Linked DNA regions of Homo sapiens: regions 1, 3, 4, 5 and 6 are each linked to region 2. The links are chromatin loops, found by intact Hi-C in ENCODE. Cell type or tissue: heart right ventricle. All regions are shown on one strand. Each heading gives the region's core, and the rest is flanking DNA. Links, peaks and the distances in the headings are about the cores only.

The links. Peaks named below come from ENCODE experiments on the same cell type or tissue, not always from the same donor. Only the 100,000 strongest peaks of a DNase experiment are listed, where the experiment ranks them.
Region 1: it touches region 2 in a loop (5-fold over the local background); 6 of 110 quality-filtered maps call a loop at or near these places.
Region 3: it touches region 2 in a loop (4-fold over the local background); 14 of 110 quality-filtered maps call a loop at or near these places.
Region 4: a loop joins it to region 2, with 2.7 times the contacts of the local background. A loop is called at or near these places in 13 of 110 quality-filtered maps.
Region 5: it touches region 2 in a loop (1.9-fold over the local background); 15 of 110 quality-filtered maps call a loop at or near these places.
Region 6: a loop joins it to region 2, with 3 times the contacts of the local background. A loop is called at or near these places in 4 of 110 quality-filtered maps.

Annotation. Positions count from the first base shown.
Region 1 is chr11:130,578,517-130,583,400 of GRCh38, reverse strand. No RefSeq gene overlaps it. Among named protein-coding and RNA genes, the nearest start is that of MIR8052, 86 kb to the left of the region's middle. In heart right ventricle, for the core only: no CTCF peak of the experiment used is centred there; DNase peaks (open chromatin) are centred at 2,210, 2,840 and 4,230; H3K27ac peaks cover 2,919 bases.
Region 2 is chr11:130,519,729-130,524,612 of GRCh38, reverse strand. It overlaps LOC105369574 (a long non-coding RNA gene), which reads right to left and starts at 2,146. Exons shown (of 5, transcript XR_007062953.1): 1 at 2,005-2,146. RefSeq lists enhancers at 1,074-1,701, 4,224-4,725. In heart right ventricle, for the core only: no CTCF peak of the experiment used is centred there; DNase peaks (open chromatin) are centred at 1,508, 1,872, 2,202, 4,266 and 1 weaker place; H3K27ac peaks cover 4,000 bases.
Region 3 is chr11:130,651,740-130,656,623 of GRCh38, reverse strand. No RefSeq gene overlaps it. Among named protein-coding and RNA genes, the nearest start is that of MIR8052, 13 kb to the left of the region's middle. In heart right ventricle, for the core only: no CTCF peak of the experiment used is centred there; DNase peaks (open chromatin) are centred at 2,583 and 3,427; H3K27ac peaks cover 3,729 bases.
Region 4 is chr11:130,607,109-130,611,992 of GRCh38, reverse strand. No RefSeq gene overlaps it. Among named protein-coding and RNA genes, the nearest start is that of MIR8052, 57 kb to the left of the region's middle. In heart right ventricle, for the core only: no CTCF peak of the experiment used is centred there; DNase peaks (open chromatin) are centred at 2,082, 2,402 and 2,772; H3K27ac peaks cover 3,899 bases.
Region 5 is chr11:130,646,243-130,651,126 of GRCh38, reverse strand. No RefSeq gene overlaps it. Among named protein-coding and RNA genes, the nearest start is that of MIR8052, 18 kb to the left of the region's middle. In heart right ventricle, for the core only: no CTCF peak of the experiment used is centred there; a DNase peak (open chromatin) is centred at 2,376; H3K27ac peaks cover 2,743 bases.
Region 6 is chr11:130,735,418-130,740,301 of GRCh38, reverse strand. It overlaps LOC105369575 (a long non-coding RNA gene), which reads right to left. Exons shown (of 4, transcript XR_007062954.1): 4 at 921-4,884. Among named protein-coding and RNA genes, the nearest start is that of LINC02873, 65 kb to the right of the region's middle. In heart right ventricle, for the core only: no CTCF peak of the experiment used is centred there; a DNase peak (open chromatin) is centred at 1,971; H3K27ac peaks cover 2,019 bases.

The DNA.
Region 1 (4,884 bases), core at 402-4,401, 59 kb before region 2:
TCATGCTACACACCATCACTCAAAACTGGACCCAAGCTCCATCCTTGTGTAGTACCACTCTGAACATGTTTCACTTCCCAGTCCAAAAAGAGTCAAAGGTCTTCAGTGCTTAATGTACAAATATCTTGAATCTGATGCAAGGTCCTCTGTGATCTTTCTGTCTCTGTCATCACTTCCCCTAAGGTCAGCATATGTAGTGAAAAAGGATCTGGATGAGGGGTCATGGGCAGCGGTTCTAATCCACCCTACCATGCTTAGTCATAAAACCTTGGACAAGCCAGCTGAAATTTCTGGACCTAATATTCTCAACAGTAAAATGAGGAAATTGAGCTTGATGATCTGTGACGTCTCTCCCAATTCTAACATTCTTTTCTTTTTGAAATGGAGTCTTGCTCTGTCACCCAGGCTGGAGAGCAGTGGCCCAATCTTGGCTCACTGCAACCTCTGCCTCTTGGGTTCAAGCAATTCTCCTGCCTCAGCCTCCCAAGTATCTGGGATTACAGGCGCACACCACCATGCCCAGCTAATTTTTTGTATTTTTAGTAGAGACGGGGTTTCACCATGTTGGCCAAGATGGTCTCCATCTCTTGACCTTGTGATCTGCCCTCCTCGGCCTCCCAAAGTGCTGGGATTACAAGCATGAGCCACCGCGCCTGGCCAAAAATTACCTCTTCTACCAAAATGTCACTGGCTCACAAACATTCCTCTTACTTTCCTACCCTTGCTCTTCTGAAGATGTGTTTTTCTTATTTAGATGGACTTTCTTTCCTCTCACCCAAATCACAAACATCTTTCCTGACACCCCCTGAAACCCTATCTCTCGGTAAAGCTTGTCTGAGCTATCGCAAATTAAATGTCACCTTCTTCTGCCTCAGCTCCATCACAGGCATGGTACTCATCACATGTGACTCCAATTGTTATTACTTGGTGTATATGTGCCCTGCTTGTCGAACTACATAGTCAGCTTCATGCTGTAAGGTGGGAATACCCTTGTACACAGCAGGCAACCCGCACACGGGTGATGACTGGTTTCAGATGGTAAGAGCACCAGACCAGCAGTAGGACACCTGGGTCCTAGTCTCTACTGACCTTAAGCGTCTCACCTCTCTGCCTCTTAGCTTTCTCATCTGTAAAATCAGTGCTTTGAACTAGGTTACTAGCTCATCTCTGAGGTCCCTCCCAGAGCTGTGGTTTTCTGATAAAGAATGATATCAGAATGATTTTCTGATAAAAACTTCTTGGCGTTTCAGTTTTCCTTAGATTTTTTCAAAGCCTTTTTTCTTATTCTTGGGGCCTCAGCAATGGAAGTTGGAACTTTCAGATAAGGAATATCAGTCTCTCTCACCCAGCCCAGGCCATCTCTGGAATGCAATTGGGAGTTCAGCTGTAATGAAGACTGCGATGTGAATTTCCAGTTCATCTCAGCTAGCTGGATTATTCTTCAGGAGCAGACTGTTTACCCACAAAAGATGGGCTGTTTGGCATGAAAGGCTTCTCACTGTATTCTTTACACTTAACACCACCTACTGTTAGCCACAACTCCAATGCCAGCATCCTAAGGACAGGAGTTTAATAAAGTTTTAGAATATTTCCCTTCACAGATGGGCTAGAGACCAAGTCGAGATCACAGGCTCTTACACAGAAACCAGCATTGAGTTCCTGTTGGTGTTTCTAGAAACATAATTATTTCTGTAGTTACTGGTTTCAGTTAAGGCTGGGAAGATGCCTGAGACCTTTAAAAACATTGACATCTTAATCCAGAAAATAGAAGAAAAACAGATCCTCACAGTGGCAAATTTCATCTCCTGGTAGGACTGTCACAGTAATGCAATTATTGCCTGCAATTACCAAAGAATTAATAAACTTATCCTTATTCTCCAATTTGGCACCACATATTCACACACACACACACACACACACACACACACACACCCCAGCCCTCACCACATTCCAACAGTGGCTTCATTATTATATCATTTTAGGCAAGACACCACACTGTGTCAAGATTTTAAAGACATTAGCAAAATGTGCCATGGGGGAAAAGGCAATAGGATGAAACAAGAATTTCTTCTCTAAATGCCTAATTGTGTGCTGAGTCATCCGCCTTCACCCTTTCCCACCCTCGGGAATAACAACTGCTGTCGTCTATTGAGTGCTTAAGGGACTCCAGTCTGGGAGACTGGGCTGAGAACTTCAATGCACACATCTTTCAGTTAACCCTCATGGGAGGTAGGCACTGTTATTGTCCCCTTCTAGAGATGGGAACTGAGGTTTAAAGAGGGCTCAGAGCCCAGAATCACAGAATAAGTAGCACAGCCGGGCGTCAGACTCAGATCTCTGTGGCTCCAGAGCCCATGGTGATAGCCACCTTGAAATACAGCCATATTCATATCTTTTTGGCCTCACAGGGTGTCCTAATTCATTTCATTTGTTTGGATAAGTACAGATGGCTAGGATCACCCTAAGCTTGTCTTAAGTAGTTTCTCAGCTATTCCTGGGAACTTAGCAAGAAATGATAGCCAAGGTTCCTCAAGGCCACGTAGGAATATGAAGTTTGAATCCTTTCTTGATTTAGGGGGAAAGATTACTTCCCAGGACTAATACCTGCCTATTCCCACTTCCCTGCCTGGTCCCCACGATGAAAAGGAAAGAGAGCACTGAGTATCTAGAGTGGGATGGGAAACTGGGCCCAAGCCAGCAGGTTTAAATACCTTCTGTCTGTACAGCATCCTGTGAAGTGATAAAGGGAGGCGTGGCTGGGAAGGGGGTGAATCATCTCACCAAATGTTCTTTTGTCTGCAGAATGAATGTGGCCATTAATGCTGCTCAGCCTTCCTCTTCCAGAAAACAATGGAACTCGACTGAATCACTGACTCCCTTTCAGGCATCTCCTTTTGGCTGTCTGACCCAGCCCCCTAATTGAGACTCAAGCTGTTGTCCCTGGCTCAGCAATCGGCACCCATGCCAGTCCAGAGAATGGATCTGGTCCCATAGCCTGTGGCTATCTATGGTGCTCTGAGCTAACCCTTTGATGAAGAAACCAGAAAACCAAGATTTCATGCTCTGGTAGGGCAACATCTCATGGCATAGGACAGACAGTGCTACCTTTTAGATACCCCAGGTTCCCACATTAATACCCGACACCCTGTGGGAACAGGGTAGTCCTGAATTGAGATTTAAAGCCCAAGTAGAAATCTTCATTTTGGCCTCCCAAGACAAGGCCTCTAAGTATTTTGATCAGAGTTATCAGTGCTGACAGGCAAGTGATGCTTCTACTCCTATCCAACTACTGCTCCTTAAGTGGGTCCTGCCTCGGGAATCTTAGAAGGCTTGGTGGGAATGTGATTAGTGAGGCAGGCCTTGGGCATTTCTGGGTCCCTCCCTTCCTGTGACCCCCATCAACATGTCATCACAGACTTACCTAGCACCCAGGATGACATTGTAGAGAAAATATGGTTTTTAATGACTAAGCCAAAAAGTAATTCAGAAAAGTGGGACTCCAAATGTGAGAAAGTTTTAGGAATACTTTATTCAATCTATTTTACTCAAAGTTTCCTTTCTTAGGCATGTACAATTTTTTAAAAACTTATGTGTAAGTAAGTCTAGAAGGGCATTTTAAAGACCTTTTTTAAAGAAAACTGTTGAGCAGTGAGAGGAAAAGACCTTAATTCATAGTTGTTATGGTCTGAATGTTTTTGTACCCCCCAAAATTTATATGTTGAAACTTAATCCCCAATGGGATAGTATTAGAATGTAGAGCCTTTGGGAGGTGATTAGGTTTTGAGGGTGATGCCCTCATTAATGGGATTAGTGCTTTATAAAAGAGACCCCAAAGTGCTGCTTCCATCATCTGAGGACATAGCTAGAGGGCTCCATATATGAGCCAGGGAGCCAGAGAGAAGGCACTGACTGTGAAGCAGAAAGCAAATCTCCACCACACACCCAACCCGCTGGCACCTGAGCTTGGACTTCCCACCCTCTAGAACTGTAAGAAATAAATGTCTTTGTTCATAAGTCATCCAGTCTAAGGCATTTTGTTATAGCAGCCTGAATGGACTAAGACAATATCTTAGCTTAAAATCACGCAGCCAGGCAATGACAGAACCAAGACAGGAATCAAGGACCCATCCCCGGTGCCGGGATCATTTTGCTGTGGCTCCAGTGCCCTGCAGGCTGGCATTGAGCCACATCAGGTGTCCCCTCAATGCTGCCATCTGCTTGGAGCTCTGCTGGAACACTTCCACCCTCTGCCAGCATGACCAGCATGACCCACCCCCACACCCCAGCACAGGGGACAATGAATTTCTATGAAGACATCAAATACACTTCTACTTCCTTCTCAGGTGACCACTGAGTGTGCATGAAAAGAAGCCAGCCAGCTGCCTGAACATGGCAAAGGAGACTCAGCCACCTGGCCCAGCCGTCAGAGCTTGAGGCCTCGGTTCCCATTCCCTTCCTAGGAAAGTGTGAGCCACAAGCCACATGGGGACTTGGCAGTGGAAGCAGATCTCACTGGGCAAACAGAAGAGAAGGCAGAGGAGAGTGGGAGGCGGAAGTCCTCGTGTCTCCAACTGTTGGAGGGCCTCTCGGAGAGGGAAGGAGGCCCAAAGATCTCAGCTGAAGCCAGGACTAGAACTTTGCAAGGCTGACCTTGGCACCTGGACCCAAGGCTGTAGCTGTAACTCTTAGGCTTGCCCAGGACATGTTTCTATCATGAAAATCTTTGGAGATCTTCACCAGATTTTTTGGTGGCTTAAGAAATATTAGGGGAAGGGGCCTAGTGAACAGATTATTGCCTTTGAGCCCGTGGTTGCTGGGAATTACCAGGTTTCTATTAAAAGTTTTGGTAGTCAGAGCGAAGATGTGAGGAGGCTGCTTCATTGT
Region 2 (4,884 bases), core at 290-4,289:
CCCTATGATGCCTTCAAGGCCCCATTCAGGAGGAAAAGTTCACTCTACCAATTAACTTTTTTTTTGAGACTGAGTCTCACTCACTGTGTTGCCCAGGCTGGAGTGCAGTGGTGCGGTCTTGGCTCCCTGCAACCTCCGCCTCCCGGGTTCAAGCGATTCTCCTGCCTCAGCCTCCTGAGTAGCTGAGATTACAGATCATTAACTTATCTCATTTTTTAGAAACTCACACTCAAGATCTACTTCTCCAGAATCCAGGTGCAGCAGCCAGGAAACCATTTAGTTCTCTGAATATACTTGTGTTTGTCTCTCTCACCAGAAATAGCAAACCTACCCACTGTGGGCTCACACCCAGCAACCTCCACATAATCTGACCAGCTTCTACTTCTTTAATATTTAGCTCAGGTACCATCAACTCCAGGAAGCACTTGCTGGCCTTTCAAGGGTGTATGGGAGGCTCTTTCTCTACGCTCTCCAAATGCCCCCCATACTAGCATTGTTGCACTTACCCCGGGGCACTGCATCCCATACGTGTCTGTCCCCTTAAGTAGACCATGGGCTCCTTAGCAGCCGGCACTGTGTCATATACCAACACTCGGAGCAGCAAGTGCACACAGCAAGTGTTCAATAAGTGTGGGTGAAATAAATGAATGAATCAGGTAGGACTGGGATTTATTCCCAGATGTGAAGTGACTCTGCCTCTGAGACCACATCTGCCAAAAGAGGAAACAGGGAAGAATGATGGCAAAGGTCCCTTCCAACCCCAAGACTTTGTGAGTCACTGAAGTTTTCCCTCGTGAGTCCTGCATAACAATAATCACAGTTAACATGCACCCAACAGGCCGGCCACCGAGCTGCTGAGCACAGAATCGGAGTTGTCTCATTCAAGCCTCTCAGCCCCTACCAGCGTGTTTGTGGGGGGCTGTGCGGCAGCCACGTGCTCAATCTCACGGGTGACTACGAGGGGGCTGGTTAAGAGTGCCGACCAACATGAACAAGAGGCAGCCAAGGCAAGGGAGAAGAAAAGGGCCGAGATTGGCTGTGGTCTTTCTGCAAGAAGGGACTTGAGGAACAAGCCAGGGAGAAATAGGAAGGGAGGTTACAGTTGCTGAATGCTCACCCAGTGCATCCTCACAAAACGCCAAGCACTATCATGTATGCCATACCCGCTTTACCTGGAGGAAAACCAAGGCTCAGAGAAGTTTAGGACCTGCCAAATGGAGGCAGTGCTCAAAAGCATGTGTCTGCTGGATTCCTGAGCCTGGCTCATTTCTACACCCCAGCATGGTTGAGGTCTGACTCTGGGGATCAGTCCTCCATATGCCCCTGCCCCTCTGATCCAAACCCTCAGAAGTGTGTCCAATAGTGTCCCAAGCTTGTTCTCCTAAAAGAAGCAAGGGACATGTAACCCCAGTGAAATCACAGTCAGTCCCCTCACAGCTCACAATTTCTGAGGGACTTCTAATGCTCTCGAGACTAACCCCCGAAGTTGTGAATCTGCATTGGCCAGGAAAAGCACTCAGGACTTGGAGTCCAAGACCCTGACTGCAGGGCCCCAGTTAACTAATTGTTGGCTGGTGATCTTGGGACTTTGAAAAGAATGCAGCATTAAACACTAGTACATACCATCATTATGAAGAAGATGAGAACTCTGGCTTTAATGTAGAGTCAGAGATGATCTGGCCCCAGATGCTGATCCTTCTAAGTACATCAACAGCTTTCAAAAGGGACAGCATGTCTCAACTCAGCCTGACAACCTCTCCAAGACTTGCTGGCCTGTTTATTTGTTCCAAGCATCTGTTGGGCTAGAGCAACACAGCCAGAGCTGGGAGACAGGCATCCCTCTGCTTGCAAACCCCACCATCAGCTGGACAGATGGGCCAGAGGGCAGGACACACAGGAGAAAGGATGCTAAACAAGACACAGATAGCAGCTGACCCAGGCAATCAGACTCCACGTGCCAGAGGTTAAGCAGTGTTACAGACAGCTCCTTCCTCTCCCCCTCACCATGCCTGTGCTGACCCCGCTGGCAGAGAACTGGTGGCTGAGACGGCATCACTGCTGGGAAAGAGACTGGCTGAAACCCCCACCCCCACCTCCTATACCTTTCCCTCCCTCCTGCTGTCCCTCTGTCCCCTCACTGGCTGGATTCAGCCCTGCTGTCATCAGGAGGGCCTGGAGCCTGGCCGACAGTCAGCTGATAGGAGCCGTGACTCAGCCTTCTCTGACGTAAGGCGGGAGGGCCTGGGCTGGATCCTCCGGGAGCCACTCTGCTCCCTGGGCCAGCCCTGGGCCGACCTGAAATGAGGTGCTTTGCTCTCCCTCACTTCCACTCCCTGGGCAGTTCTGCTCTCTTACTTAGACTACCTCCCACTGCCCTCCCACTCCCCAGCCCCAACACGATGCAGACACAATTTGGGAACACTAGTCTTTACAAGATAATGCATTTTCTGTGAAGCCTCGCCTGACTCGCTGAAGCGGAGTTAAATACAGTCATACCTTAGTATCTGCAGCGGTCTGGACCAGGATACCAAAATCCGCAGGACCCCCCAGATACCAAAATCCACAGGTGCTCAAGAACTCAGCCCTGTGAACCTTCATATGGAAACAATCTGCCCTCTGCATCCATGAGCTCTGCATGCCAAGAATACTGTATTTTAGATCTGCCAATGGTTGAATCCATGAATGGGGAACCCCATGGACACAGAGAGCTGACTCTATTCATATATGTAATCTCGTCTTGCACCCTGTACCCACCTCTGTTGAGAGACTGTATGGGGGAGTAATTAAGAAATAGAGGCTGGGTGCAGTGGCTCAAGCCTGTAATCCTAGCACTTTGGGAGGCCAAGTGGATCCCTTGAGCCCAGAGGTTTGAGACCAGCCTGGGCAATGTAGTGAGACCCCATATCTGTTAATTCTTAAAAATAAAAATTAATTAATTAATAAAAGAAATGAACCCTGGAGTAAGAGTGCCTGGGTTCAAGTCCAGCTATGCCACTTATTAGCAGAGGTTGTTGCAGAGATTATCTGAATTGGTAGATGTCAAGGACAATGGCAAAGCACTTGAAGATTACATATGTATTCTATATGACATATACCCAAGTACTGTATATATAATGTATATCTTACGTATGTCTCTCCAAGTGCTTTGCCATTGTCCTTGTTAGGGTTTGGATTTATGTCCCCACCCAAATCTCATGCTGAATTGTAATCCCCAGTGTTGGAGGAGGGGCCTCGTGGGAGGTAATTAGGTCATGGGGGCAGACTTCCCCTTTACTGTTCTCCTGATAGTGAGTTCTCACAAGATCTGGTTGTTTAAAAGTGGGTGCCACTTCCCACTTCACACTCTTCCTCCTTCTGGCCATATAAGACATGCCTGCTCCCTCTTCACCTCCTGCCATGATTGTAAGTTTCCTGAGGCCTCCCCAGCCATGCTTCTCATACAGCCCACAGAACCATGAGCCAATTAAACCTCTTTTCTTTATAAATTACCCAGTCTCAGGTAGTCCTTTATAGCCATGTGAGAATTTTATATATATATATATATATATACACCATTTATATATATACCATATATATATATATGTATATATACACATACACACACACACATATATATACACATATATATAGCTCCAAGGATATTATATCAATAGTATATAAACTATTGATTTTTTCAGCATGAATAAATGAAGATGCTATCATATCATATGATCATCTGTCTATTTGTCTGCATTCTCCACTAGACAGTGAGCTCTTTTAGAGCAGGGATCATGACTTCTATTTTACATATCTCTTAAGTCAGTGTTTAGGATACAGCAGACACTCAAAAACTAACTGATGAATGAATAAATACCAAAATTCTGGGTCACCCTACCCAGCACATATACAATCAACTGAGGCAGAAAAGTCCAACTCACCACTCACCCCTCCCCAGTCTTTTTAATTTCCCAGCAGAATCCCAAGTGGAACGTTCCAGGAGAGGCCTGGCTTTAATTTTAAGAGATAAAGACAGCCAAGTGCTGGATAAATGCCTTATCCTGGTTTTCAAACCCTTTTCTCCTTATTCCCCAAGACTCCCACGTCTGCCTTCCTCCCTGACGCCTCCCAGGCAACACCCAAGCTGTCCTGTGCTCCACCCCGAGTAGCCCTCCTTTCCCACACAGCTTGTGACACCACTGCCCACCCCCAGGGATACAGAGGAAACCAGCCACCTCCAAGGCCAGGCAGGCGGTGCCATTCCCACAGCCATCACCCATAATCCTTCAACACCAACCAGCTCCGCTGGAAGCAGCCCAAAGGCCTCTAATGCTGAGAGTGACATCCAAACCAGAGCTTTCCGTGAGTGTGAGGCTGGAAAGACCACACACAGAAGACGTGCACAGGCCTCCACCCAGGCCTCACACAGACACCCAGATCGCTACACCTCACACACCATGATACACACAACAGTCCCTCTCGGGATATCCTGCCGCCTCCACCCCAGACAAAAACAATGCTGTTAAGTACATGGCCCACTTAACAGTCTTTTTCTGAGCCTGCAGAACCTTCCATCCACTCACCATCACATTCAGATGCGTTGTGCTATAGCAGAAGGGAGAGACCAGGCCTCACACAGACACCCAGATCGCTACACCTCACACACCATGATACACACAACAGTCCCTCTCGGGGTATCCTGCTGCCTCCACCCCAGACAAAAACAATGCTGTTAAGTACATGGCCCACTTAACAGTCTTTTTCTGAGCCTGCAGAACCTTCCATCCACTCGCCATCACACTCAGACGCGTTGTGCTATAGCAGAAGGGAGAGACCGGAGCCTAAAGCAGGAATGTGACCTTCAGGTTGCATAACCCCCTGGAAAGATGGGGAAACCCAAGTGCACGC
Region 3 (4,884 bases), core at 253-4,252, 130 kb before region 2:
TCCCACTATTGAGGTAAGACACTTCTTAGAATTGTAGCTGATGCCCCTTAAATCGGGTTTTCAACTGTGGCTTTTGGAAACAGACTGTCTGTAACATTCGGTTACTGTTTCCTCTAATCCTCTCAAGGTGATTCTTTCCCCAGCCTTGGATAATTTCTCACATGCATGGCCTGATTCACGCTCAACGGAGTACTTGACAGGAATCTCCTGAATATCTCTGGAATTCTCTCTGCCTGGATCTCTCATTTATGGTGGTTGTTCTGTGGAAATTCTAGCTGCCTTGGCTTCCCTGGACTCCTAATTTTGTCTTCCCAACTCAAGGAAACATCTGATTCTTACCTGCACTGTGACCTGAATATTTTTTGCAGGTTGCAAGCTGGAGTAATCACAGGGCTCCCCTCCTACTTTTCCTTTGTCACTTGATGGTCAATGTCCTGAGTGTCATTGTTTCATACATTTTGTCCAGTGCTGTAGTTGGGTCAAGTGTGAGGGTAAATCCAATCCCCATTACTCCATCTTGACTGGAAGTGGAAGACGCTTAGTTACTTTTTATATCTCAACTCTTTAAGGAACCTTCTCCCTTTCTTGCCAGATCATGTCTGATGTCCCCAGCTGTGCACATCATGGAACCCTGTATTTTTTCCTCTGGGTTAATTATAACAACGGTAAGTAAATAATTTGTACAAATTGTTGAAGTGAGACAAATTTGCAGTCTTCCTCCTCCCATTTGAGGGAAACTAAAAACAACATAATTTAATCAGAACTGTAATTATTTCCCAAATTATAAATAGAATAACCATTAAAAACTGAAGTTACTGTGGTGTGATTCTTCCAGGCTTGATCAGAACAGGAAAGAGCCTGGGGCCCTTTCACCCACTAATGAGGTCCTATCATTCCCAAGGGACTAAGCCAGAAAGGCCTGCTAATACAGAAATATTATTTTTCCATCATGGGATTTAACTATCTGGACACTAAGAAAAGCTTATGTTTATCTTAGAGTGATATCTTTAGCTAACATACCACTTAAGTCGGGAACCAGCAGGTCACAATTTCACTGGTAGGTACAGGATCTACTTACACACTCACTCATGGGCTGTGTAGCCTGAGAAACTTAGAGTCAGTGAACATCTGTGCTCATCTAGTTAATGCTAATTGAGACTGAAGATTGAAAGGAAGAACCTAGAGCCTCAGCCAGTGGAGGAAATGTATTTTTCCAGAGAAAACATTTGAGAGGTGGCAGATTGAGAGGCTTAAAGAAGAAATACACATGAATATAAAAGTGAACCTGACAGCCAGGTCGGAGAAGGATGTCTTCCTTGTGAAGGCCCAAGATAAAGTCTCTTTCCTTTGTGTAATAAAATAGGAAGTTCTAAGTACAGTTTCAGGCTTTGTCCTTTTGAGTTGGAATGTTTCCTTCTGAGATCACCACAACTCTTCCATAAGGAACGTCACGTATGTACCACAACCCATTGTGTTGCGTGGGGAAAGGAGTGCTCCTCTGTATTCCTTTCTTGGATCCAGTGGAGAAGTGGGCTGCAGCTCCATAGGCAGGTTTGGATGCTGGGCCATTCACGGCTGTCAACAATAGAGAGGCTTATGACCCTGTAGGCCCCGGAGAAGATATTGCAGAGACATACTCCAAATCTCTTAATTGCCTTATAGTTTATGGAATACTACCATTTGAAGGAAAAGAAGTGGTTGCAACAACACCTGAACTACCTTTTTTAATATTTTCCCCCAAATAGACTATGTGTTCTGATATGGCAAAGACTGCCTGTCTTATTTGTAATGATATCCCCAGCTGTTATTTCAGTGTCTGGTATGTTAGAGGAACTTAGAAAATATGGGATGGATGCATGAATCTAAGTGTTAACCAGAAAATTCTCATACCCTCTAACAAATTTGGACAATGAACACAACAGGGACAGAACATGAAACCCAGGTCTAGCTTTCTAGTTCTAGACCATTTACTCTCCTTGTTAGCTGGGCTTTAGGAAGCAGAATTGGAAGATGAAAAGATGATCCTTCATGCAACTTAGGGACTCTTCCCAGCACATTTTGCTGCATTTCTCTGCCAAACCCTAAAGCCCCAAGACTCCTCTTAGCTCAGTAACACCTGTGCATTTCCTTAAATCCATTTCCAGAGTTGATAAATATACAAGGCAGAACAGAGTGGTGCAGCTCAAGGAAGTAAGCATGAGGATAATGGGTCCCTGTGCCCTGGAAATCTGGCACCAGTGGACTGTGTTAATTAGGTGCAAAGAAGCCATCTGGTCAATTTAGTTTTAATCTCATCAAGTTTTTTGAAAAACATTTGCCAGTGATGGGGCGTGAAGGGAAAATTTAAAAATAGTATAATTAGATGTGATGCCAGGAAGTCCTTGTCACGTGCCATCCAAGAGCAAAGAAGGAAAATGAAGAAGAAATTGCAAATACAATTAAATAAATACACCAAAATAAATGATAACAAAGCCAAGCAGACCTTGGCCTCAGTCCCTGCATTCTTCTAGGCAGTTCACTGCACTCTGTGTGCCGAGTTGCTTGGCAGGCTTTGCTTAGCTGGGCTGGGTTCAGCAGTGCTCAGGAATGTGAGTGGGAAGAGGTCGCCAGGCACCATTGCCCTGGCAGAGTGTCACTGAGTGTCACTGAGAGGGTGGAAGGGGTGGGACTGATATAAACCAGGCAGTGTCCTGCTGTCTGTGCACCCTGTACTGTGCTAGGTGTACCTGACCACCAAGACACAGTTACTCTCCACCTCTCTCCCCCGGGAGGAAAAAAGCTGCAGGGAGCATCTCTAAAGCTGAGCTTGTCTACCTGAATTATTCCATACCTAATGACCACTATTCAGCAAGTGCCTTGCATTCTCTAATCCCTGAAAACGTATGCAAAAAAAAAAAAAAAGTTTTACGTAGATGCCAGATTCTTGCATTTAATGGGGCAGCACCAGGAAGTACTAGAGATCCTTAACTTCAAGAGCAGGGGTCACTTTAAGATCTGCTGCCAGGCCAGGTCCAAATTCACAGCATCAAATCTTCAAAGACGGAACCAAGAGGGATCCCCTCTATTGCTCTACCCAGAAATACATTCAGAACCAAAGCTACCGAGTCAATGGCAAGTTACCAGTTTCTCTCTACTTCTTCTGTTCTGCAGCTGAGGCATTATCTATAGAACGTGTTTCTACAGCACAATAGTGCCAGCCTTAGAGTCCAAAGGCATGGGTCTGTGTCTAGATCCATGACTAGCTGAATCCACTGGCAGGTCACTGAAAGTCTATGAGCTTCAATTTGTTCATATATAAAACAAGATATATTTTCTCACCATTCTAAATGATAAACTGGCAAACATCTGTATGTTAGGTGTTATTATTGTTAAAGCTCTTGGAAACATACTGGAAGTACTCAAAGAAAGTATGTAGCAACTGCTGTGCCCTGGCTCAGTGTCAGGAGCATGAGTTCTGTTGCCTCATTCTGGGTGATTTGCTTCACTTCTCTGAGCTTCTATTGCTTCATCTGTAAAATGAGAGGGTGGGACTAGATTTCATACCAGTCTAGGCTTATCTGAGGCCCCTTACAACACCAGCTTCCCAGTGTACATAAAAGCTCATCTTGGGAAGACTGACTTACAACCCCAAAGACTGTATGCCCATAGCTCAGAATCTCCACATCTAGATGGGGGTTGGCAAACTACAAACTGCTGGGCCAAAGCCAATCCAACTGCCAGTGTTTGTGAATAAAGTTTTATTGAAACACAGCCATGCTCATTCATTTACTGCTGCCTACAGCTGCCCTCATGCTACGACAGCAGTGTAGTAGTTCGGTTAGTAACCACATGAAAGCCAGGCCTAAAATATTTACTGTCTTTCCCTTTATAGAAAGTTCACCATCCCTTGTTGTAGATGGTTGCTGGGTGATTTCAGCAAAAATATCAAACCACGTCTTACTTTCTTTTTTAAAAAAGTACGAAACATGGATAATCTGAGATACGTTGATGCTTTCTTTGGACAATCTAAGACACTGCTTAGGTGCATTAACATCACATAATAATAACAACAATAAACCTACTCAATCAACAGGTCTATTATTGGGAGGGAAGGGACATTTATACCTTTGGCATTGTTTTTACCAGACAGAAAACTTAATTAGACAAGGGTTTTATTCATAAGAAATAAGGCCTATGTTACATTCATAAGGATAAGGGGAATACAAACTTCTCTTAAAAACTAGATGAGCAGGCCGGGGGCGGTGGCTCATGCCTGTAATCCCAGCACTGTGGGAGGCCAAGGCGGGCAGATCACGAGGTCAGGAGATCGAGAGCATCCTGGCTAACACGGTGAAACCTTGTCTCTATTAAAAATTAATCAGGTGTGGTGGCGTGGTGGCGGGCACCTGTAGTCCCAGCTATGCAGGAGGCTGAGGCAGGAGAATCGCGTGAACCTGGGAGGCGGAGCTTGCAGGGAGCAGAGATCACGCCACTGCACTCCAGCCTGGGCGACAGAGGGAGACTCCGTCTCAAAAAAAAAAAAAAAAAAAAAAAACTAGATGAGCAGAGGGCAGAATGAGTATGGGAGAAATTAATCTTTATTCTTATAGACAAATCAACTCTACCCTGGAGTGGAAGTTCTTCATCATTTTCTAGCTCATCTCATCCTCGTTCATGGGGAAATCAGAGTCTATCTTCCTGTCACTCCCACTATCCTCTCCTCCCCAAAACCCAGCAAAAACCGCTGAACCCAGAGCTTAACGGAAAGAAGGAAAAACAGTGAATTCTTGCAAGGTCTGAGGCTCTAGAATGTGCAAGGCCCAACAATGAGCGAGAGAACTAATCCATTATCCCATTATCCTATAGAGGGGCAATGAGTCCCAGCGAAATGCTGAGTGCCACCCC
Region 4 (4,884 bases), core at 532-4,531, 87 kb before region 2:
TTGGGAATGTCTTCATTGTAGTGACAAGGCCTTCCTGGGTTAAGGCAGAGCAGAAATGGTGAGGTTTCCCAATACCCCCATCCCCATGTGAACTCTTGGGCTCAGCAACATCTCTAGCTGCTGAAAACTGCGAGCACTTACTAAGCAAACTCCTCAGATATGGTACTGCCTGAGGGCTAGAGCAGGCGGTATTTATAGTCTCTTCTCCAAAGAAGCAGTTAGAGATGCACCCTGTGGGCTGCCTCCCTTCCCACCTATCAAAGCAGTTCATTTCTTAATTTATCCAACAAATACTTAGTGAGAATCTCCTAGGTTCAAGGCATTGGGCTGGACACTGAAACAAAACAAGATATTTAGAAGTGACACAGACACAGCAAGTCCAATATTTCCTATTTTGTTTACAAAGATTCGTGCACATCCAGAAAGAAGCATCACTATAGGTAATCGTATATGTGCTGACCACTACCATGGATTGAGCACTTACTGTGGACCAGAACTCTACCAAGCATTTCCTCTATGCTACTTTATTAATCATTATGGCAACCTTATGAGGAGATATTATCAGCTCCCATTTATAGATGAGGATTTAGAGACAGGGAAAATAAAAGAACTTTTCTGAGGTCACATAGCTGGAAAGTGCAGAGGTGGGTCTGACTGCAGAGCTCTTACTGTTAACCTCTGGGATACACCAGATCCTTAAATCTCTTAGCACTCAGCAGCGGAGGCTGATCCCTGGTTCGGTTAAGGGCCAAATCTTTCTTTGCATCCTCCAGGGGCTGCTCAGCTGACAAACTAGCCAGATGGGACCCAGAGAAAGAGACAGTCCAAGCTTCCCAAGGAGCATGTGGTCCCAAAGGTGGGGCAGAGCTATCTCCCAGGCCACTGCAGGGCACCTCACCCCCTGGAGACCACCCCAGATGCTTCCTTGGAAATTCTGACTTCAGGGTCTTAAATAGTATTGGGGCACTATTTCTGGAAGCACATGTGACAACCAGAAGAGGTTCTGGTTTTCATTCTTAATATAAGGGCCTTGTTTTTAAAATGGAAAACCCAGAGAGCTCAGTGGGTCATGGAGTAGAAACAAGGTTCAAAGGTTGGAGGAGAAGGGCAAAAAAGGAAGCAGAAATTTCAATCCTAGAAAGCTGTTCAGGGGTGCCAAGCCAGACCCTCCAAGATGAAGGAAAAAGATGGAATTTGGGGACAGCATACCCTCTGGAAGATCTCAAGGGATTCTACCTAGCCTAGTTCCAGAGCCAGTTAACAGCCCTTCACCCCGGCCAGCCCTGGATCTTTCTGTCAGTCCCAGTTTGGCCTTTTGGAGCCCTGCAGAAATCAGGCCCACCTGTCTCTCTTGCTGCATACGTGCAATCTTGGAGATGGCAGCCAGTCTCATTCCCTTAGGGAACAGAAGGGGTTTCAAAAAACAGAAAGGATCTCTTTACTTCTCTCTGAGGTCAGGAAACATGCCCCTGTCTGTGATGGGTTTAGGAAAATAATAGCAGTAACTCCCCCGTGCTTTAGTCTCCGAAGCCAATCTAAAGAAATCCAGGCAAAGGATCCAGGGCCTGAAGTAAACCCACACTCAAAAAATTTTCATTAAGAAGAGTTTGCATGTCATAGCAATTGGAAAACCCAGGACATAAAAGCATTTCTTCAATGTCTGTCCGACTACAAAAAGGTAACAAAGTCCCCCTTGAATTTTGGGGGGTTCAGGCTCAGATTCTACTCCTTCATTCCTCTACTGACCTCTGAATTGCAGGCGTCCTGGAAATCCTGTCCCACTTCAAACACCAAGTGGGCCTAAGAGAGTTGATTTTCTGAGCCCAGAGAGATGAAAAATAAATGTCAGTGACTAAGAAAATGCGGGCAGGGTCAAGACAAAATTCAAGGGGGACTTGTACAGTGGAGAAAATTCTTCATGCTGGCAATGCTTTGGCATGCTTTGAAAATTCTTCATGCTGGCAATGCTTCTGATTCAACAGCACACGCACCACAGCATCTGACCATTTCTGTGGTCCACAGGCCATGGCTCCCTGGACAGAGTCCTCGGGGCCCTGAGCCAGCCCGAACTTGGAAGAGAGTTCTTCCTGGCAGTGGGCTGCCGTCTCTGAGCTCTGCAGTCAAAAGCCACATGGGGTCATGGCAAATCCAAGCCTCTTGACCCCTACCTAGAAGCCTCAGCTCCCATCTGGGACTCAAGGAAGACGGGCACTGGGCTTCCGCCACCCTCTCTCTAGCCAGCTCAGATCTCTGTTGCTGGCGGGTACCCAAAGAAGGTCTCTGGTTTGCAGATAAAGGACTTTGTTTGGGTCTCAGGAGTCTCTTAAAGGGTGTTCCCTCAGGTCAAATAACATAACACGTTTTTTTCAGGGAAAGGGGTGTCACCCTGAGCCCAGGGCAGCACACAGCACCCCCATTCCTATCGCCTCCCACTCCTGGGCTAGCACAGGCTGCCTTGGACAGGGTGTGCCTGCCAGGCTCCTGCCCAGTCTCTGCTGGGACACCCGCCTGGCTGGGCTACCCTCCCTCTGACCCTGTGTGTCTTATTTTCTCCAAAGAGCCTTGGACAAGGAAGAGAGATGGTTAGAAATCACTTTTTTCCCAAGCTTGGAAGCTGATGAGGGTAGAGACGATAGAAGGAGGAGGAGAAGTATTTGCATCTCTTCCCTTTACCTCAATTAATCTCTAAATCCAGTTGCGAAAGATGTTCTGAGATGACGTCCCGGTTGTTCTCAGCCTCCTTCACTAGCCCTGAGTCTGAGCCCCGCCCATGAGCCCTACATCAGGAGCCAGCACAAGTCTAGAGCCACCCACTTTCTCAGTGGGAGGAGTCTGGGGACAGAGGAGTCTCTATCCCTCACAAGAGGCTTATTTGATGCTCTTAGATGATTTTTCTCATGGGAAGAACATCTTTCTCCTTTAAGCACCCAGGGGCCCCGGCCCCAGCTCTGCCCTCCCTATACTTCCGTATGCTATTCCCATTTATTTTTAATTTCATCTCAATCTTCTTTTTTTTCCCATCAACTATGATTTGAAATTTATTTTGAGATCAACCCCTGGGGCCAGAGCTAGGAATCAAGTGGTGCTGCTGGACAGTGACCTAGGGACTTAGGTCCCATCAAAGGTGGTGGCTTATTTCTTAAGCTGGTTCCCCTCTAGGATTAGCACAGAGGTGTCTAGTGCAGGCTTCCCAAGACTTTCAAACTAGAAATTTGCAGGTGAGACTGACAAGACAATATGGGTGATCCAGAACTATCACTGAGCCCCAGGAGCATTGGTAGAAAGCCTGCTCCAACAACCACAAACCGGGTTTAAGGCATACCCATACATAGGGCCTTTTCATTTATTCATTGGCCCCCATCAGAGCCCTCTGTTCCAAATGAAGAGCTACCGAGAGCAGGAGCTCCATCTTTATCATGCACTATGCAAATGTGCAAATGTTAATGCTTGCTTGCGGGATGTCTCACCCACACAGGGAATTGCTGCACACCTGCTCACAGGGCCTGTGCTAGGCGTGTGAAGGAGGCACAGCGTGAGAGAGCGAGAATCTCTCCTTCAGGAAGCTCAATCTAGCGGGAGACGCAGGGCCATTCCTGAGCCACTGACAGGAGACAGAGGGGTCTTGGTGCTGTAAGTGAGGGATGAGGAAAGGACAGGGAAGCCAGAGAGGTCTCAGAGGAGTTTCAGGAAGGAATTAGGGAGGAAGTAGAGTGTGATCCATGGGTGTGGTTGGACACGAGGAAAGGGCCATCATGGCAGAGGGGGCAGTGTGAGCAAAGGCCCCTGTGGTGCCAGGTGTGGGGGATGCTGGATCTGAGCGAGGACTGGGGAAGGACAAGAGAATGAGTGTGAAGGGGAAGGCAAGCAGAGCAGCTGAATGCCAAACTGGGACAATAAACTGTTTCCAAATGATAGTGATGTGGGTCCTTGTGACCCTCCCTTAAGGAAGCTGCTCACTGCCTTCCTCTGCATCCCACTCTTGATAGCATCCCAAGCCATCCAAGTCCCCGGGTGAAAGGGGCCCAGCTTTGCAGCCCCAGGGCAGCCAGGTCCACTCAGAGCAGCCCAGAGTGCATACCTGTCTTCTCACCCAAGACACCCGGACGGTGGCAGGCTGGCAGAAATGATACTCCAGGACCCTCCTCCCGGGGAACTAATAGCCCAATAATCCCACAAGAGTCACTACTGTAGAACAGCAAAAAGCCAGCAAAACTGAAAAACAAACAGGGATGCTCTGGCGAGAGCCAAGCTGCTCTTTGGGCCCTCAGATTTGGGGTGTACCTGGACATCGTCTCCTGACTTACTCATTTTGGCACATCACAGAGCACACAGCATTGAGGCCCTCTACCCCACAATGATCCCCACCCACCACCTCCATGTGACAGTTCGGTTTCCTGTTCAAACTATTGAGGCAGCTCCAGCCCAGACCAGAAGGAAGCCGACAACATGGGAGTCTGGTTAGCAGCGCCTTCCACCCAGGCCCACCCCACCTGCCCTGAGCACCGCTATCTCTCTGAGTGATTATGAAGTCAAACGGCTCCCTTCCCTATTGCTGCAAACAAGCCCATGTGGGCTGTGAGACACCCCAGATCCAGGAAGCCCCAGGGCTCAGCTGACAGCTCAATTACCGTGGAGCGTCTACCCCCACCCTCCCTCCACCTCCTCCTCAGCCTTTTATTGCTTTTGGCAGCCTAGCAATGGGGGAGCCTCAAGTCAAGCTTGTTGAAAGTGCAAAAGGAGAGAAAATTGTTCTCATCTGAATAAATAGAGTCAGCTGTTGCCAGAGGGTGACATCTCCCCAGGGTGAGTTCCCCTAGACCAGGCAACCCCGTGTTGGGCTTAGATGGGCACTTGAACACAGGCCAGCGATATCTGGGTGACGCT
Region 5 (4,884 bases), core at 280-4,279, 130 kb before region 2:
AACTAGCTCCCTGGCCAAGCCCAGTTTGAAGGAGTGAAGTAAGCCTCCACTTCATGGTGGCAGAAACAGCAAACTTGCCGTGCACAGGACATGCACACGGGGATGGGAGGAATCTGTGGTCATATTTAACAATCTATCACGCCATCCTAATTCTGAGTCCACAGAGGATGAAGTTGAGATTGGAACATGTCATGTATCTGCATGTTGTTAAGCTGTGAAGCATCAGAGGAAGGACTCTGGTCTTTGGAGTGAGTCAGAGAAACTTGGGATCAAAGCCTAGCTTCACTGCTTGCTTACTGTGACACCAAACATACCACTTAATCTGAGTCCATTTCCTCATTGGTAAAATGGTGGTGGTGTTATCTACTGCCCAGAGTGGAGTGCCTGACACAGTACCTGCCACAGAGGTCATCGAGGGTCTCAACTTCCACCCGCAGTTATCTGTGGCTCCGCGGATGAGTATGTTTCATGGTCAGCAACTCTAATGGGGCGAGAGTGCAGGGGCTTGGCTTTTCTGAGCAAGGAGTTTAGTGTCTGATAAATAGCAACACACTCATCTCCTATGTGCAGCTTCTCACATCAAAACCCACATGCCATGTGGAACTGTTTGGGCTCGGAGGGCCTGAATGCCTGAGGGCCCTCTAGACTTCAGTCTCTGAGAGGCCCCAACTCACACCACCCAGGAAGGAGAGAAGTGGGGCAATCGGGCGAGGGGCATTAACCTCTTAAACGCTGACTTTCTCCATTGTCCAGTCTTACAGATTGGGCCGTCAAGAAACTGTGTCCACACAGAAAGGGGTTTGGCAGAGGGAGAGGCCTGATCTTGTCTAGATTCTATTAAGGGGCTTGCACACAGACATTCAGCTTTGGAGCTAACCACAAGAAGGGCACTTGGAGGGCTCATGCCGGGCAACGGTGAATTTGCCAGAAAACTGGAAGTCACAGAGCACTAGCATTTGAGAAAGAAGGGTTCAGAGATACACAGCTGTGGCTCCCAAGCACAGAAAAGAACCTAAGCAGGGTCGGCCGTGGCTTGTGGCAGCCAGCAGTGAGAATCCTAAGAATACTCCACAGCCAGCATGTAAATGTGCTTGCTGGCAAGAGGCACACTCATCATTAAAGTGCTTTGGGGACATTAGAAGATATGTTTATGTAAGGCTCTGAGTGGTTCTTGGATGCAACACCAGGGCCTTAAAATGGCATGTCTGTGACAGGGGTTGTGTGCTTGTTGCATCAACAACCAAGATCTGGAGACGTTAGGCACAACAGTTTCTTAGTAAGTACACCAGAGGTGCAGTCTCAAAAATTTTAGGCATTTGAATGGAAAAAACCCAGTTGCCCAAATTGCTGAAGTGGTTGGGTTGACTGATTTATTTAGGTTTCCCAGTTTTACCCCTAGAAGCTCCCACAGCTCAAGAAATCCCTCAGCCCATGCAAACCAGGATGTTGGTCACCCTAAAGGCCGATAGCTCCTAGTTACCAGCAGTCAACCATCCAAGAGCTAATTTAATCCTGGACACTCAATGAGTTGCTTTAAGGATCTTGTGGCAGCAATAAATTAAACAATGAAAGAAAGACCACCTTGTGCTGTGTCTAGATTGGGCCTCACCTGGCATATTAGCCCCCCAGAGCAAATAGTGTGTGTGTGTGTGTGTGTCTGTGTGTCTTTGTGTGTGCACATGCATGCGTGCACTCACAGCAGCGTTGGGGGGATTTATTTTAAGGAATGGACTCACAGGACAGTGGAGACTGGCAAGTCCTAAAGCTACAGGATGGGCTGGCATTCTGGAGACTGAGGAAAAGTCGATGTTGCAGTCTTGTTTCTGAAGGTCGTCTGGAGGCTGAGATTCCTCTTCCTTGGGGATGTCAGTGTGTTTGCTCTTAAGGCTTTCACAGGATTGGATGAGGTCCACCCATATTTTCATGTGATCTACTCAGTCTAGTGATTTAAATGTTAATCTCATCTGAGAAATATCTTCACAGCAACATTCAGATGTGCTTGACAAAATAGCTGAGTATGGTGGTCTAGCCACATTGACACAGAAAAATTAACCATCACACTTGGGCAAAAGCTAGTCAAGCCAAGAAATATATGCAGTGCTGTGCCTGGTAGCAACTTGGATTCTGGTGGAAGAGCCTAGGAAGGAGGCCCCTCAGGAACTAGAGGAGATGCTGACATCCAGGTGCATACGACCTACCCTAGCTGAGAACCTGGAGGCTTCCCATCCGGTCTCTTCCGGACCAGAAGTACAGCAAGGCTGGGGCTGACGGCTCGGCCAGGGCCATTCTCAGTTTGCTTTATGATGTTTGGAAGTCACAGCAACATGGAATGAGAGCACCGATATCTCATCGCCTCCCTAAACTGTGGGAGGAATTGGAAAGCAGCAACTCTGGCCTCCGTGAAAGTTCTGGGTGTGCTAGAGTTCCCTGGCTCCGGCGGCAGCAGTGCCAAGAGGACAGGCAAGCCTGTCAAATAGCTCAACAGAGCTCAGATAGTGGCCGGGCCTTCTTCCTTCTAGCTAAGATTAGGCCTGGATCAATTAAAACTGATACGTATTCATGATTTTAAAGTATTTAAAATATTACAGCTGTAATATCCTGCAAACCATAGAATCTCAGCACTGGGCGGAACTTCGAGTTCCTCTGCTTACTGTGTCCAGCTGTAGCCTTTATTAAAAACGGACTGCAATGAGCCAGAGGCAGCAGTATGGCTTCACTGGCTCTGATCACCCCGTTGTGTATTAGGAACAGTCTACATTAAAGGAACTTGAATTCTTTCAAGGGATTCTAGTTGCTCCTGCCTGTCGCCATGGTGTTTCTTTCTTTTTTTTTTTTTTTTTTTTTGAGATGGAGTCTCTCCCTGTTGCCCAGGCTGGAGTGCGGTGGCACGATCTCGGCTCACTGCAACCTCTGCCTCCTGGGTTCAAGCGATTCTCCTGCCTCAGCCTCCCGAGTAACTGGGATTACAGGTGTGTGTCACCATGCCTGGCTCATTTTTTTTGTATTTTTAGTAGAGACGGGGTTTCACCATGTGGGCCAAGTTGGTCTCAAACTGCTGACCTCAGGCGACCCACCCACCTTGGCCTCCCAATCACACTGGGATTACAGTCATGAGCCACCATGCCCATGGTGTTTCTTTTACTTGAGTCTTTTACTGTGGTCGTCCTCCCCTGTCGGTGTTTCACCTAGGCTCCCATTAGAGCACACAGACCCAGAGCCTGGGGGAGGAAGGGAGGTAAGGGAATGGGGAAGGCAGAGCCTAAGATGAACAGAGGTAGGAAGCAGTAGGAAAAATCAGGGCAGAAATAAAAAAGCATGGGGTGGATTGCAGTGGAGCAGACAATGAGAGGAGAAGCAGATAGCCAGGACCAACCACAAAGAGAGAGAAAACTGGGAAAGAAGGGACCAAGAATAAGGGAGAAGGGGCAAAGATCAGCCACAGGCAGGTGAGGAGGTGGGAACCTGATGTGAGGGAGCTTGGGCCAGAAATGGGGTACACGAAGGAGTGGGGTACATGCCAGTGGACTCGTTAGATGACCAGGGACAACAAAGAGTTTGGCAGCTTGACTTCAGGTGAAAGCATAGTGATGTGGTTTGGAAGTTTGTCCTCTCCAAATCTCATGCTGAAATGTGGCCCCCAGTGTTGGAGGTGAGGCCTGGTGGGAGGTGTCTAGATCATGCGAGTGGGTCCCTCACGAATGGCTTGGTGCCCCCCTCACAGGAATGAGTGAGCTCTCACTGTTCGCATGAGAGCTGGGGGTTTTGAAGAGCCTGGAACTTCCTCCTCTCTCTTGCTCCCTCTCTTACCATGTGACACACCTGCTCCCCTTCACCTTCCACTGGGAATAAAGCTTCCTGAGGCCTCCCCAGAAGCCAAGTGATGCTGCTGCCATGCTTGTACAGCCTGCAGAACCATGAGCCAAATCAACCTCTTTTCTTTCTAAATCACCCACTCTCAGGCATTCCTTTATGGCAATGCAAAATGGACTAATCCACGTAGCTGGCTCCATTCTCCCTGCTCCTGCCCCAGACAGGCCATCCCAGTTCCTGGAAGCTGCCGTGGTCAAATCCCATACCAGTGGAACAAGTTGATTTTTCTTCCTCTAAGACAATAAAGTAAAACTTTGCCCAGTTTTGATGAGCTTTTCATATTCTCCTAACAAATAGCCCCTGCCAACACCACCCAGGAGACACAACGTCTCCCAATGTTAAGTCTCCTGTACTTAGGATTCCTCCCTAAGATAAATGAAAACATACCCACATATCTTCCCAAAACATATTCTGTCATTCGTTCATATCAGCAAACAAGCCACAGAAATTCTGCAAACCCTCTGAAAAACATGCTTACCCAGCATTTTCCCCAGCAGACACAAAGCTCACTCCTGCTGACATAAACACACACACACACACACACACACACACACACACACGCTTTCCTGAACATTGCACAACTAACCAGTTGCTCATCCTTTGTGGAGACATAATATTTTAAGGATGCTCCTGACAGCCCACGAGGGAGTCACTGCTGTGGCCTGTGATGGTGTTGACCAGGTTGTATATCCAGTGTACACTATGTCTAAAGGAAAAATCATTTCCAAGAACAATGATGGAAGTAGCCCAAATATGTGCTTGGAGGAAACCAAGTGAATTCGGGTTTTGGTCCAAGTAAAATATCAAAAGGATGAATCAGAAAAATATATATGTGGGGCTTTGAAAAGTTATTTTACTTTGTACGGTTAAAATGGCAGAGTTTCAATTTGAGTTTCGAGTGCACGAGAGATGTGTCAAATGATCCAGTTTGTAGCTTGTGACCAGCCTGGAGGGGAAATGATAAAACATTGTTTTGATTATGAACCTAAGATTGTTTCAATAAACACCGCCTGG
Region 6 (4,884 bases), core at 317-4,316, 220 kb before region 2:
ATTCTTTTCAAATGCAGACACAACATTCACAAAGAAAGATCATATCTGGGTCAAAAAATAAGGCTCAATAAATTTAAAGGACTTTAAATCATACAAAGCATGTTTTCTGATCATAACAAAATTAAAATAGAAATCAATAACGAAGTATTTGTTTTCTGTTTTCTATTGTTAAATTCTCAAACTTAATCACAAGAAAAATTAGAAAATAGTTTGAACCAAAGCAAAAATAAAAACCTAACATATCAAAATGTGTGTGTTGTTGCCAAAACAGTACTTAGAGTAAAATTCACACTTTTATATATTTGTGTTTGAAAGAGAAGACATATCTCAAATCAATGATCTAAGTTTCCACCTTAAACTAGGAAAGAAGGAGCAAATTAAACACAAAGCATATCTGCAAATTATACCTCAATAAGCTCGACTTTTAAATGATCATATTCTTTGTCCATTTTGCCTTAATAGTTTATATATTAGCTTGTTGTTTTCTGTTGCTTCTATTTTCTTCATGCTGTAGACTCTGTTTTAAATAATATTCTACATTGTCTATGTGGAAAGGCATAATGCGTCAGATGAGACCCTTGTTCTCCTCATGTCTTCAGCGTCATTGACAAAGTAGATAATAACACACAAAGCATGTAAAGAATTTCTGAATTTTATGGTACAAATTATGGTAGTGAATGACCATGTATTAAGCCCTTACCACTTGCCAGTCCTTGCATGTTTGTTGTTTTATTTAATATCTAGGCTGCAGAGAAACCTTATGGGATTTTGATGGTTTAATTTATGATCACAAGAAACTGCCATTTAAACATTCACCTTCTACAGAATTGTTGGGTTCGGTTTATTTTCTCTGTAATAAATGAGAATTTATTTTCATCATGCAAGAACCATCATGAAAAAGCTTCTCATAACTCTTGGGGTGCATGAGATCAACTTGCTTTAATGAATTATGAGATCAAGCAGAATCAGTTTTGAAAATAGCAAAGACATTTAGAGAAGTAGTAAGATGCAGAACAGGGACGGAATTTATGCCACACTCCACGCAAAACAAACTCGGCCACTACTCCTGTGGTCAGGAATCAATATTTCTCATCAGTTCCAAAGTAATGAATGTCTCTTCTCACCTCATGCTCATTGACCTTCATCTGTGGTGAGAACTTTCTTACTGTGAGACTCCAGTTTCCCTTTCTTTGGTTCTGTTTGGGCGACTGCTACCTGGTTTCAACAGTAACCTCCTAGAAAACAGATTGGGTGCTCACCCCAACGTTAATAAATATCATCAGAATAACGAAGGGGAGTAATTTGTCTACTGATGAACTGATTAGAGAAGACGTCACCACTGTCGTGGCTCTTTCCCCAAATTATAGCTAGGTTTAGGAATTATTTTTTCAAAGGGCTACTCTGAATTATGGGGCTGTAATTCCATCCTGAAGGCTATTTGTGGGTCATGCTTCACTTCTTGTGGTTTATGACTTCAACCCCAGCCCTCGATGGAATTATAACCCAACAGTCACAGAGACTGCTATTTATCATCTGTTTATTTTACAACAAAGCATCAAGTATATTTTGGTTTTATGCTCATGGAGAACACAAGAAGGAGAAGGAGGCAGAGGAAGAGGAGGAAGAGATAGAATAGTTTACCCAAAGCTAAAGCCATGTCTCCCCAGCTATAAAAACTGAATATCAGACAACGGTCCAGACATGTTACCTCCACGATGTTAGCAAACATCTGGAAGAATCTTCTATTTGTTACCATGGAAATAAAGTGCCCAAATGATTGTCCTGTGTCTTTTCTCAGCTGGATATTACCGCAGTAGAGCTTAGATTATGGAACTGAGGGGAAGCCATCGTTCTCTTCCTTTCCTTCTTTTGTCCACCCTGTGCCGATAACAAGCTCTCTGGCAGGAGTTGCGAACAGCTGTATCAGAGATCAGGCGGGGTCACTGCACGCTCAGGCAGGCCGCGTGGATTTGTCTGCTGGTCCCTGCAGTGTGCTGGGCGGGACACTCCTTGATCTCTCCATGCTGTCACCGGGTTCTGCAGTACAGTTGGCTCTGAGCCTTTGCAAACATTCTAATTTGATGCATAATTAATATAACAGTGATTCAAGGCCTAGAGGCTTCTGGGACTAATTAGTGACCCGAATCTCCATGGTAGCGCTGCATTCCATTCTTATCAGTGCCGGGAAGAGCTGCACTCTTAGAAATAATCAGTCTCCCACTTATTACTGTGACACAGCCAAGAGGCAAAGATCATCTTTCCATCCAGTGTGCAAAAATTCCATCAGTGTGTAATCACTTCCCAGGAGGACTGAACTTCCCCTGGAAGAGTCTCACTGAATTAGTCCCTCAAGAACATTTACGTTTCCATATGGGCCTGGGGGGATCTTATTGCAGGTGAAGAAATAAAGACAGTCAGCAAGGGCTTGCTGAGCATCCGCAGAATGAACAACATTGTTCCAGGGGCTCGGAGCTGATTCACAGGAAAATAAAAGACTCAGCTTTCTTTTCAAAGCCTTTGCCATGCAATAACGAAACATATAGTAAGAATGAATGACTTGTTACTCCCATTTCTAACATGGTCCCCCACTGTGTCTCTGCAGGCGCATGGCTCCAAGTGTCTCAGTCATCTCTGCAGAGAACCTATTCAAAGTCTAAGTGAGTTCACCCCAGGAAGGAAGTGGCATTGTAGTGGTGCTGCACCCATCTCCCTTCCCTTCTCACTTCCTGTTGCTCCTCAGCCCCCTCAACAGCCACCTTATTTCCAGCTCACTTGCTCAGGCCCCGCAGGATCTAGACAAGCAGCAGCAAACTATGGACTGTGGCCCCAGCCCAGCACAACAGTCCATTTAATTCAGGTATATATCATCCATGGCTACTTTCACACTACAATGGCAGAGTTGAACAAATGTGACAAAGACTGGATGACCCACAATTCTAAAGGATATACTACTTGGCCCTTTGCTGAAAGAGTTTGCAAACCCCCAGTTTAGACCATCAAACACCACCCAGCAGGTGGGGGATCTCAGCTTCAAGTCTTAGATTTTTATAATTCCTTTTGAAGGAGTGGCCACCCCATGAACAATTCCTTCAACAGAATGCATCACTTCCAGCCTCTGCTCATGATCACCCAGACTATGTGCCCATTCTTGACCTTCTCGGAGAGGCTCATTCATAGTTCTCAAGCTTTTATTTAATGAGCATCTGCATGGTACTTGCCACACGCAAGGCACTCCTTTAAACACTAAAATTAACTCATTTTGTTCTTTCAATCACCCCATGAGGTGAATATTATTATTATTAATATCTCCATTTCAGAGATGAGGAAACTAAGGCATGAACAGGTTAAGTTGCCCAGGGTTATATAACTAGTAAGTCACAGAGCCAGGATTTGAACCCAACAGTTTTGCTCTTCAGTCTACATTCTTATTTTTGTCAATACAAACTTGTCTACACAGTATCCTAGGGGAATGTAGGAGGGTCACCTGCCTAGCTATTAGCAACTGGAAAATTCTCATAGAGCATCTAATTTAAAATATATGTGAGTATTGCATCAACTGCATAATAAATATTGATTGTTTTATTGCAAAACAGTCCTAAATTACTTGTTGTGATGATGTACCATACTTATTCTACATCTTCTAGGACCCAAAGGCACACTACTAGACACCCCTGGGGTACAGGGGTGTACCCTCTTTGGTACTCTCCTATTTGGAGAGGCACAGTCCTAGTTTCTTTCTGCAATGGACTAATCTTTGCTACACCTGATTTTGCCCCTCTAACATTCATTTATCTGACCAAGCCTAATGGTCTGAAATTTTCTTTTGTTAGGAGAGGTTGCTCTGTAAATATATTTTAACCCACAGGGTACTCTTAAAAAGAAAATTGTATGCAGAACATATAAAACTGATACCACTTTTAAATTAATTTATTGTAAGCATGCCCACTTTAGACTTCAAAAAATCCTGAAAACCAAAAGATTATACCAATATCTGCCATATGAACTAATTCAGGCCTTTCCTGCATATTTTTAGTGATATTTTATGGAAAATACTTGCTCTATTTATGGAAAACACTTGCTTATTTTCCATATTTTTATGGAAAATACTTGCTCTATTTATACTAGCCAAGAGCTCTCTTATCCATCAGGTGACTGTAGTTAATAACAATGGGTTGTATGTTTCAAATTTTCAGAGAGTAGGTTGTAAGTATTCTCACCACATATAGACACAAAGGTACCTCCAGGAAGTGATGGATATCTTAATTAGCTTGACTGAGGTCATCATTTCACAATGTATCAAAGCATCACATTGTATACCTTGAATATATACAACTTTTATTTGTCATTTGTTTTTCAATAAAGCTGAAAAAGAGAAAAAAAAAAGTGGTCAGCCAAGGAAGCCTCTGAGTTTCTCCAGGACTGTGAAAAATCCTGTACCACCCACCCTCTGGAGCAGCCCAGGACAAGCCTGTTCCCGTCTTTCACATGTGCTGGGATAGTGATCCCATCATCTCCTCTTACGTCTCTTACCCAGGATAAATAAAGCTAGTTTCTATTATTATTCTTCCAAGGATGAGCTTCCACATTTTTTCACACATCTTGATTAAAAGGGGTACTCAGAACTGTTTATTTTGGTTTAATGCTCATGGAGAACACAAGAAGGAGAAGGAAGCAGAGGAAGTGGAAAATGGAGGCAGAGACTTTAGTGGAAAGCACCCCCTTCTCAGATCTGGGTGCTCCATGAGGGGGCTTTGTAGCGGATTGTATTTTTCTAAGATGAATGCAACAATAATTCTTATCCCATTTGCTCTTCTAGAATCTTGCCACGTTCCTATTAAGTGATGGAGTCTAACTCTTCTTCCTTTGAATTTGGATGGGCTTGTG